Regions from separate parts of the Homo sapiens genome. Here region 1 is linked to region 2. Evidence: read pairs that join two places in POLR2A ChIA-PET (ENCODE). Cell type or tissue: MCF 10A. All regions are shown on one strand. Each heading gives the region's core, and the rest is flanking DNA. Links, peaks and the distances in the headings are about the cores only.

Evidence for each region. Peaks named below come from ENCODE experiments on the same cell type or tissue, not always from the same donor. Only the 100,000 strongest peaks of a DNase experiment are listed, where the experiment ranks them.
Region 1: POLR2A ChIA-PET joins it to region 2 with 7 read pairs; 1 of 35 experiments calls an interaction of 5 or more read pairs at or near these places.

The regions. Positions count from the first base shown.
Region 1 is chr9:108,549,440-108,554,823 of GRCh38, forward strand. No RefSeq gene overlaps it. Among named protein-coding and RNA genes, the nearest start is that of ACTL7B, 300 kb to the right of the region's middle. RefSeq lists an enhancer at 1,810-2,311. In MCF 10A, for the core only: no CTCF peak of the experiment used is centred there; DNase peaks (open chromatin) are centred at 932, 2,132 and 3,412.
Region 2 is chr9:107,730,757-107,736,140 of GRCh38, forward strand. It overlaps LOC124902242 (a long non-coding RNA gene), which reads right to left and starts at 3,726. Exons shown (of 2, transcript XR_007061719.1): 1 at 3,649-3,726; 2 at 2,607-3,058. It overlaps LOC105376208 (a long non-coding RNA gene), which reads left to right and starts at 4,043. Exons shown (of 7, transcript XR_930229.2): 1 at 4,043-4,136. In MCF 10A, for the core only: no CTCF peak of the experiment used is centred there; DNase peaks (open chromatin) are centred at 2,115, 2,485, 2,985 and 4,035.

The DNA of each region.
Region 1 (5,384 bases), core at 224-5,223, 820 kb after region 2:
CCTTAAAGACAAAGTATCAGGTGAACAGGAAAATCCCGAGAGGGCCTCCCTCCTGCATTCTGAGTGTAGGAGTGACTGAACAGGTTTGGTGCTGAGTCGTCAGCAACAAAAGAGAACTAAACAAAACTTTACGCATCCAGTTTAGTTTGCATGCTTTTCGGACATCCCTGGGGTTTCCCATTTCCTGTTCCCAGTGTCCAGTGGAAGAGCCCTTTTCTCCTAGGGACCACAGATCCAGCACCACTTTTCTTAATGACTTATATTTGCCAACTGGCCGACAAGCAATCCAGGAGCTGCCCTTGTAGAGCCAAGCATGAGATTTCACTCAAAAAAACACAACAAAAACAAAAAAAAAAACAAAAAAAAAAACCCACATGCAGCATTTGTTACTTCTACAATGGGAAAGAAACATTCACGAAAACTTAATTTTGAGCTGAATTAGAGCCCACTTTGGCAAAGGGGGGAAAAATGTGTTTTCACGTTTGCTCCAAATGGTAGCAAACCTCTGCACAGGCCCACAGCCTAGAAGAGGCAGCTCATAAAATCTTCTTTGAAACTTTTTAGTAAAACAAAACTCATTTCTATAGGACCAATCCCTCCTGAAAACACCATGGCAGATCCTTGCTGGCCTTCTGAACAGTGAGCACACCCCTGGGAATAACACAAGTCCCTGTCCTTAAAGAAGCGGATGTCTCTGAGCACTGTCTCATTAATCTTCATGACCAAGCTACAACGAAGTCAAAAACAGTCATTATTTTTTCCCATTCTGCAAATTTTATGGGCTCCAACACTTGCCTGAGGTAACAGGACACATTTGCGGCAGAGTCAGGCCTCCAGGACTGGCCAGCCTCCTGGGAAATTACTGCTTTTCAGCAAGTTCTTGTGTCATCATACGGCCACTCATTTGTTCACATGCTGGACAAGCATTCACTGGATGCTGACTCTGTGCCAGCCACTGAGCTTCATGCCAGGATGGACAACTGATTAATAGGAAAGGCCCTGCCCCAGATAAATTTACAATTTAGGAGGCAGAGGCTGGCAAGTCAATAGATAATTACAAGAAGATCTGAGAACCACAGGCAATATAACTGAGTGGTGAGGAGCACGCTAGGTGTAAAGCAGACCTGGGTTCAAATTCCAGCTCAGCCTTACATTTGCATTTTTTTCATAGTACTTATCTCCTTCTAACATTCTACATATTTTACCTCTTTATTGTTTATACACATATACATGCATGCACGCACGCACGTGCACACACACACACACACACACACAAGAATAAAAATTATATGAGGACAGACATCTTTGTCTGTTCAGGGATGTATCTCCAGGGTCTAAAACAGTACCTGGCATGTAGCAGGAGTTGAATAAATATCCGTTGGATGAGTAAATTCACTATGTGTCCCTAGGAAATGTACTCATCCTCTTTGAGCTTCAGTTTGCTTGTCCATACTAAAGGGGACGCCAAGGTGATGGGATTAGATAACATATAAATGCCCGGCAAAGAGCCCAGCAAAGATTATCATAAGCAAAATAAATGGCTATTCATGTTCAATATTGATAATACAGTGGGCTTCAGTGCTAAGAGGGTCTTAATGAGCATCAGTAGTCTCTGCTTGGGAGTGTCAGGGAAGCTTGCCATGTTGAGTGCTGAAGGATGAGTAGTACAATGTTGCTAGAAGAAAAGAAGAAAGAAAAAGGACACAAAGCAGCAAGGAAGGCAAGACAAAGGCTGCGAAGCCTTCATGCTGCTCTCAAGCCCTACTGTCTAAAACACCATATCCCATTTTTGCTCACAGCCATCCATCCCTGTGCCCTTGACAACTCCTATACTTGAGGGGTACTATCTCCAGGATCAGTTTCAGGACCCAGCATAGAGCAAACGTCCCCTAATTCCTCCTACACAGAGGCAGATTAGTCTTCAAAGATATTGCAGCGTTGGCCTTTCCTTGGGGCCCTTGCCACGGGCTGGATTCTGTGTGCTCAGTATAAATCCACAGAGATGAGGCTGGCCATGTAGTGACTGCAAGAAGTAAAAGAAGCTTTCCGCTCGATGACACATCTCTGATTCAGTCTGCCCTGACAAAGCTGGAGATTAAGTTTCCTTGCCTAAAGCTGCAAGGAGAAACATGACACCCTTTGCTGGCTACAAGTGGAACACGCTTTATTAACCCAGCCTTAATTATATTCCATTTTGAGATTCAATAGTTTCGATTGCAACACTGCATGAAACCAGGGTGACTTGCACCCCATGGGACTCTGTCCATAAATGAAAACGGAAAAGTGCCTTGAAGGCAGTGACCCGCTTATGCCAGCCAGTCAGAGACGCAGCCTAGAGCCTGTGCCTGGCTCCGGGGGAGCCCCAGAGGTGGCCAAATCAGGGCAGGGCTGGGTCCATAGTCAACTGGGTAATGGGAAGGTGGCTTCTATTTATGAAAGAAATGATGGCTCTCTCTGAAAAGTCTGAAGCGAATGTGGCAGGAGTTGCATATAGCCTAACATGCATGCAGCTCTCACCTCACAAATGAAATTCTTTTTCATCTGATCATCACATTCTCTCTTTTCCTCTCCCAGTTTTGAGGAAAAAAAAAAGCAGATTACCTTTCTTTTTTGTATACAGATTACAGTCTACCCTATCTGAGGCAAGCGAGCTAACCTTGTATTCTTTTTTTGAGGTCAAATTTTCTGCAAATATTTTACATGCCTTCCTACGCTTTTCAAATAAGGTAACTGAGGCAGTTGATTGGTCCGAGGGCTGAGTGTCTCCATTATAATACTAATAGCTACCTATTATTGAGCATTTACTATATGCCAAGGAATATGTGAAGGGTTCTATGTGAATTATCTCATTAAAGCTTCGCAACAGCTTTAAGGGCCAACATGTGCATTTCATTTTTCTCATTCCCACAGTGAGAAAAAGGCAGAAGAGAGACTCCCACCCAAATCTACATGAAGCCCAAGTTTGCACCCTTCTTGCTACACTCTGCCTCCACTGCACTGCAGGATCGAGAGGACAGGGAGGATGCCTGAGTCATACTACGTCCCCCAGCACCTGGGAGAAGTCCTGATGAATGGCAGACCTCAGTAATGTTTGGTTAGTTAATTAATTAATTAGGTAATTTTAAAGAACCTTAGACTGGGAACAAAAGGGTTAGTTGGAAGCCAGCTCTGACAGTAATAAGCCACATGGATTTGAGCCAGGTACTTCCCCTATGGGCCTTGGCCTTCCCATTTGAACAGTGAAGCAGCTGGACTAGATGACCTCTGATGGTACCTGATTCAGGGTCTTGCCCCAAGTTCACCCAGCCAGGCAACGTCAAAAGTCTGCCTCCTCATCTCCCACCCCACATCCAAGTCCACGTTCACAAAAACAGGCCCTTAGCCTGACAACATGTTGGCCCAAGCCCCAGTGAGTCATATGTCAAGCTAAGCAGGTACGTAGGCGTGTCTATGAGTTACTGCTAAAAACGCAAGGCTGTTGACTGTCTACTAAAGGGAAGAACAGTTAGCACAACCAGAAACCAGCGTTCTCTTCAAGCCCAGGAATGGAAAGGAAGAGCCTTTCTAAATATAAGGGACCCTCATCTCAATCAGGGAGACATGCAAATGTTTAAAAAAGAGCCTTCTTGGACACAGGTGAGGTGTTTAAAATTAAACCCTTATCACTTAGTCACTGTTACCAGAACAATTTGGTTGTTTTGCCACATTCAGTACATTGCTTTTAGCACCTACCTGGTACTAAGTACTAAACAAGGCAAAAAGAATATAAAGAGAAAAACAAACAAACAATTCTTACCTCAAGAGCACACAATCTTGTGAGAGACAACTATAAGCCAAGTTGGACTTTTAGGAGTGAAAAAAAGGAAGTGCTAATTCTAACAGGGAAATGGGAAAGGAGGAAGAGAGGGTGGAGGTTGGGGCTGCTTTCTCAGTGGACACATTTGATTGAAACCTTGATGAAGAAATAGGCTTTGACAGGTGGAAGTAAAAGAAGACTATTTACCCCCAGGCAAATGATTAGCAAGTGTTAGTTGTCTCAGCATGATGTGTACACACGTGCACACACATGGGTATCCATATTCAGAATGTCCCTTTGCACGCACCTGCACCCATTCATTGAGGTTTCTGTCAGCCAGCCCCAGGAGTGCTCACTAACCATTAGGACAACTGGTCACATTCCCCAGAATGGCCAGATGGAAACACATGTCTCTGTTAAGTACAATTTAAACCATATGCTTCTGGTTTATTTCTGCCTAGTTCATCAAAATTATCTTTCACATTTTAGTTTGGATAGCCAGGAGCCTTCCAAGATCTTTTTTTTTTTTAATTTTACCGTGTAGGAAGTCACTTTTATCGAAGTGAAACACACTGAATTCTCAAAAGATTCCAGGATGCTCTTAGCAGAGGATGTGTTTGGATTCACACACAACGTCTAAAAAGGGAGAGATTCTTCCAAAGTGGGTTTATTAGTTCTGCATTTTCCTCTATTTAATACTTCCCATAAAATTTAATGTGAATATATAGTTTATAAGGTAATTCAGGGCCCCAGGGCAGGGGCCGGCAACTAAAGCCTGAGGGCCAAACCTGACCTGCCATCTATTTATGCATGACCCATGTGTTAAGACTTGCTTTTACATTTTTACTTTAAAACAAAATTTGTTTTAAAAGATGAGATCTTGCTATGTTGCCCAGGCTGGTCTCAAACTCCTGAGCACAAGTCATCCTCCCGCCTCAGCCTCAGGCACATGCCACCACACCTGGCTAATTTATACATTTTAAATGATTGGGAAAATTTAAAGAATAGTCATATATTTTGTAACATGTGGAAATTACATGAAATTCATATTTGTGTTCATAAAGTTTTATTAGAATACAGCCATTCTCATTCATTTACATATTATCTGTGGCCACTTTCACACCACGGTGACAGGGTTGAATAGTGGTAACAGATACCATACGACCTGCAAAGCCTAAAATATTTACTATCTCACCTTTTGCAGAAAATGTTTGCCAACATCTGCTCTAATGTAATAGAATGCTCTTGCTGAACTAGATGCTAAGATTTTTTTTAATGAGTCCTAAAGCTGAAAAATGAAATCATATGAAAGTTGCTGGTAGTTTTTATCTTCTAGGAACTAAAGGGTTGAATTTACCTTTAGGTCACACTGTCCCAAAAGTTTTTGAAAAATAAATCTAATGGGCCTTTTAATTAACCCGATGTAAAGCATTATACCCTGCCATTATATTTGAGGTAAAATAAAGTCCCCATTAATCTGAATGTAGATGTTTATACTAAAAAGTAGAGAATTCTCTTTGGTATATAAGTTAGATATTTGTTTAAGCATAGCTATGTGTTTGCAGACTTTGTAGCTTCTTTGAAGAAA
Region 2 (5,384 bases), core at 222-5,221:
CTAGCATTCCTCCAGTGCTTTGGATTTGCCATGGCAGTGCCCTAATGGACCCAAGGCTGATTCTTCAGGCTGGTTGAAGCCCTGGAGGCCCCCATAAACCTGAGTGTCATGAACAGATGGCAGCTTCAGATTCATAGCATCTGTTGGTGTCAAATGTTAGGAAGAGCACAGCCAATCAATTATCAGAGCGTCCTTGTTGAACAAGGCTCTGGTCACTGCTGGAAACCATACCAGAGCTGTTGGTAGTGCCAGGCATTTTTCAAGGAAACACAAGCAATTTAAGATAATCCATGGGTGGAATTTTCATCCCGGGCTCCCCAGTTTCCCTGAAGAACTGTGTGCAGTTGCCAAATGATAGTGAAATAAGCAGTTTGTGATTTCCTTTGAGAAACAAATGCCTTGTGATGGGAGTTAGAGTGAGTCCATCATAATACGTAAGAGAAGAGGGACAGCGTGATTCAAAAGCAAGAGCATGGATTTTGAAGTCAGAAAATCTGGGCTCAAGTCCCATCCTCGAGTTTTAGTAGCTGTGTGTCATTAGACAAGTTACTTGCCCTCTCTGATCCGCAAGATCCCTAGCTATAAAATAGAAATAATACTAGTTACCTTCCAACGCTGTATGTAAAGGAAATAGTACAGGCAATATCATGGAACTCTAATTATCAACATTGCTTTCCTTTCCTGTTCTGTTTTGGGTATCCACTGGCTGAAAGGCTGGGAGGTAGATTCTAAAAATGAAGCTAAGAGGCTACTTTGTATGGGTCATGCTTATGCCAGTTTCCTGATGGCCCATTTCCATGGGCAATTGGCACTGTTATTACATCAATACTTGTCACTCTAACATGGTACAGGTTCACCTCCAGCTCAGCAGCTCTCTGGCCGAGTGCTAGCTCACCCTGGGGATTCTCAGATCTCAGCACTGACACATGTCTTCATGGTGAAGACAGACTGATTGTGTGCCTAAAGGTAGACAGTTGTTTCTCTGCTTGAGGTCTTTTGACTATGCAGATCATGTTGTCCAAGGCCAGCATTACTGCCTCCTAACAGGTCTCTTGCGGATAATCCAGAATTATCATCTTCAGTCTACTCTACCTTATTCCCTTCTTCGTTCTCTGTCTCATCATTCATATATTCATTCTCTGAATGAGGATTGTAAGCTAGCACTGGGAACACAATAGTAGACAAGACTGGGAGCAGCCATGCCTTCAGGGAGTATCCAATCCAGAGGAGGAGACACAGTGGCTGAGGAGTGCAGCTGCAGGCTGTGGGTGCTTGAGGAAAGCAGGTGCACACCAGGCTGAGGGTGGGAGGAAGTGTCGGAAAAGGTGCCTTTCGAGAGCCAGAATTGACAAGTAGCCACCCAGTGGACCTGTGTTTCTTCTGGCTTCTGAGGGTCCTCCTATTTAGAATGTGAGTGACTGTGTCTTGTGTCATCATTCTGTCCATGTTTATCTCTTCAAGTAGACTAAGAATCCTGTCAGAGCAGGAACTGCATCTTCCTCAAGTAGCTATCCCTCCATGCTAATGTTAAATGATTAGGAATCAATCAATCAATCAATGAATTAGTTAAGTAGTTGAAATGAGCATAGGGCGATTTTGGGTGGAGTCACCATCGTGAATAAATATCCCTGTGGTACTTAGGAGAAGGATTCACGTACACACTTCTTGTACGTGAATTTGTACTTCTTGTACTTAAATTTTTGCTAGTGCCAATTCAGGCAAAGCATATTTTGTAGCTTCTTAATTGTAGTGAGCTGAAACTAACAGCAACAAAAAAGCAACACAAATAATAACTACTATCTAGTGAGAACTTACTATATATCAGGGATTGTACCAAGTCCTTCTCATGTTTACCCATTTAATTCTCAGACTGTCTTTATGATACAGTGACAATTATTATCATGCCAATTTTACAGGAGGGGCAACTGATACATGGAGAGGTTCAGTTGTCCCCATAACAAGTAAGTTTCAGAGCCGAGGTTTGAACTAATGCGGTCTCCCTCCCACATCAGAGTTCTGGACCTTGGCAGTGGATTATCTCACTTCCTGCACCCTGTCAAGGGTTAATTCTTGCCTTGTGCCAGGAGCACTGGCAGATTTCTGGCAGTGTGTATTCATCCCTTTGCGGCCTTGGCACAGATTCCCATTCCCTTCTGCTGACTGATCTCTCTTAAAAGAAAGTCATTTTTGACAGAGACATGCATGGAAAGGTCCAGTTTATATGAGTTTAGTCAAGGAATTTCCAGTCCTATTGACAACTGAGTTGTAGCTTGCAGGACCCCACTATTACTCAGGAAAAAGGCTGTGACCGAATGGTTTCTGTCCTCTCTGCCGGCCAGCATTTTGCAATGTTGGTAGGGCCAGGCATTATGACAGGGAATCCAGTTGTTGTTGTGCATATTTCTGAAGACACACGATTCTGACATCTGTAACCCTGCAGTCAGTCAAGGTTTGTACCAGCGTTGTAATCTGTTTCAGGGCTGCCAAATAGTTCTTTTGAAAAACTTACTGGCAGCTTACCCGTTTTCTGCTGTTGTGTTTTGAACAAGTGTTTCCCAAAACTATTTCCTAACAGCACCAAAGGGTTGGAGGAGGAAGGAAAATAAAACAGGATAGTAGAATTTACTGGGGAGGAAAAACACAAAGTGAAACCACCACCACCATTTACCAGCGTCACTCCTAAGCCTGGACTGTGGCTCTGTGCTCTTCATAATTTGAAATCAGAGCTTCTGAGCAGGCGCCCTTTCTCTGGCAAAGGTGATCTCTGTTTTTATTTAGGTTCAGAGAGGGGTTTCTCTTCACCCCTTTGGAAGTTTTCAGTTGGCAACTGTGACTTCCGGGAGAGAAGTTGCAGGCAGTGGATGATTGGAAAATACCCAGTCGTAGAAGAGGCCAGATGCAAAGATGTTGATGACCTGTGGGTTTCAAGGGCAGGAACTCCTTGTTCTGCATGGTGACTGGTGTCACGTGTGTCCAGCTCAGGCCTGCTGACGGAGCCCGCTGCTCATACCATCTTGAGTTGAACAGACTGGACCAGAGGCCACTGGAAGCACAGCTCCTAAAAAATACCAACAGTGATTTTTGGCTTTTTCCCAGCAACCAGGGAATCAGATTGGAGCTAGGTCAGGGTTGTGAGCACCCATTGCTCTCCTGCACATTGTCCTTCCTTTTGGGGTTTTGGAATACACATGGATATATTTAACTAGATATATTACATATATTTTAAAGATATATACTTAGCGTATATATTTAACATAGATATTTCTAGAATATGCATATTCTGAATATATGAAACATCTAAGCTTGACATTATTTGTACATAAAGTAAGTATAATATTTACATTTATCACTTTAAATTTTATACATAGAATGGTTATTTCTCAAGATATCTATATATCTATGTATTTCCAGCTCCTAAATATATTTATATATCTTTATATCTAAATACAGCGAAGATGGTTCATATAAATAGATATATACACACGTACACACACACTGTATATATATGTATATATGTATATATATGTATATATATATTTCTCCTTTTCCAGCTTTTCCAGTTACCTGCACACACACACACAGATACACACACACAGACGCACATAAGCATCTCGTATATAGAGTTTCCTCTTTCTTAAGCTGCCATACCTCAGCAGTCATTGGACACCCCCACATGGCTGTCAGGGCCAGCAAAGCTGTATCCCCTTGGAGAGGCAGAAGAAATTCACAGTCCCCTTGTAAAATCTCTCACTTGCCTTGCACTTAGGGGATGTCAAAAGTGTTCTCTCTCTGCCAGCTCCTCACTTTCCATACCCCCTTGAATCTCACATATTTACCACCTTGTTTTTTCCTTCTTTTTTTCTTTACAATTTTTCAACAGGGCCTTTATTTTCATCAAACGAGCATTTTAATGCGTAGTTCAAGAGAAATTCAGTCCGTATGTTTCAGATTCATTTACAGTTAAATCATCAGTAGTTTTGCAATCACAATTTGGCAGCCAGGAGATCTTGGAGGCTTTTTTTTTTTTTTTTTTTAGGCCCTTTGACTTGGAGTCAAGATGTGCTGTACAGTTTGGTGCTGAGTGCTCTGGACGCCCCAGCAGGGCCGGAGAAAATCTGCAGAGGCAGCAGCAACTGGTAGGTGGAGCAGGGGTTTGGGCCTGCGGACTGTGCTTGCTTCTTTACCATGTGCTCAGAGGCCACTTATCTGAAATGAACTGTGCATTGTCACCCTGGGCTCGGCTTCTCCATCTATAGACTAGGGTGTTACCTACACTTATGAACGTCTTTGTGCTTCATTCCTTTTATCTTGAAAATAGGCATAACAGTAATAGGCTATGAAGGATGCATAAGCTATTCAGGGAAAATGCTTAGTATTTGGCCTTGTAAGAGTTCTATACGGCTGGGCACGGTGGCTCACACCTGTAATCCCAGCACTTTGGGAGGCCAAGGTGGGGAGGATTGTTCGAGCACAGGAGTTTGAGACAGCCTGGGGAACATCGTGAGACTCCCATCTCTATAAAAAATAAAAAAATTAGCTAAGCATGCTGGCATGCACCTGTGGTCCCAGCTACTTGGGAGGCTGAGGTAGGAGGATCTCTTGAGCCCAGAAAGTAGAGGCTGTAGTGAGACCTGTTTGCACCACTGCACTCCAGCCGGGATGACAGAGCAAGACCCTGTCACAAAAAAGAAAACAAAAAAGAGTTCAATAACTCAATGACGGTTACTATTGTTCACATTCCTGCCAGTTGGGTAGAAAATTGCCAATATTGAGGACACCTTGTATGTGCCAGGTGCTGTACTGGCTGCTTTTAACTCAGTTCTAATGAGAATCCCACCTTGTCTCCTACCTCTGCCTCTTACCTTGCTGAGTGTCTTTTCTTCTCTGCATGATTCGCTCTTCTCTTGACTTTCTTGACTGGCTGCAAGTTCACAGGGCTCTGTTGCAGGTCTCCTCTTTTCTGTATCCATACACTCTCCTTAGGCAGATGCATCTTTTTCTATAGATTTAACAACTTCTATGCTGTATTTTCATCCTCAACTTCTTCCCTGAGGTTAGGCCCATACATTCATATTCACTTGGATGTTGCCAGGGGCCTTTAACTCAATAGACCCAAAGCAACATGCTTGACCTCTCTGTTGTCCTCCCCACCTCCTCTGTCTCCAACAAATGGTCCTGTGTGCTTGATTCCTTGCCCTGGCTAATGCTATCACCACCCACCTAGTTACCTAATCCTGGGCACCCATCTTGATGACTCTTTCTGTTTAACCACCAGTCTAATAAATGACCAAGTCCTGTTGATTTTATGGATTTCAGGCTTTTTGAATTTGCTCCTTCCTCCCAGTTTCTGCAGTTCAGCAACTCAGGCTCTGGCAGTTCTCCTA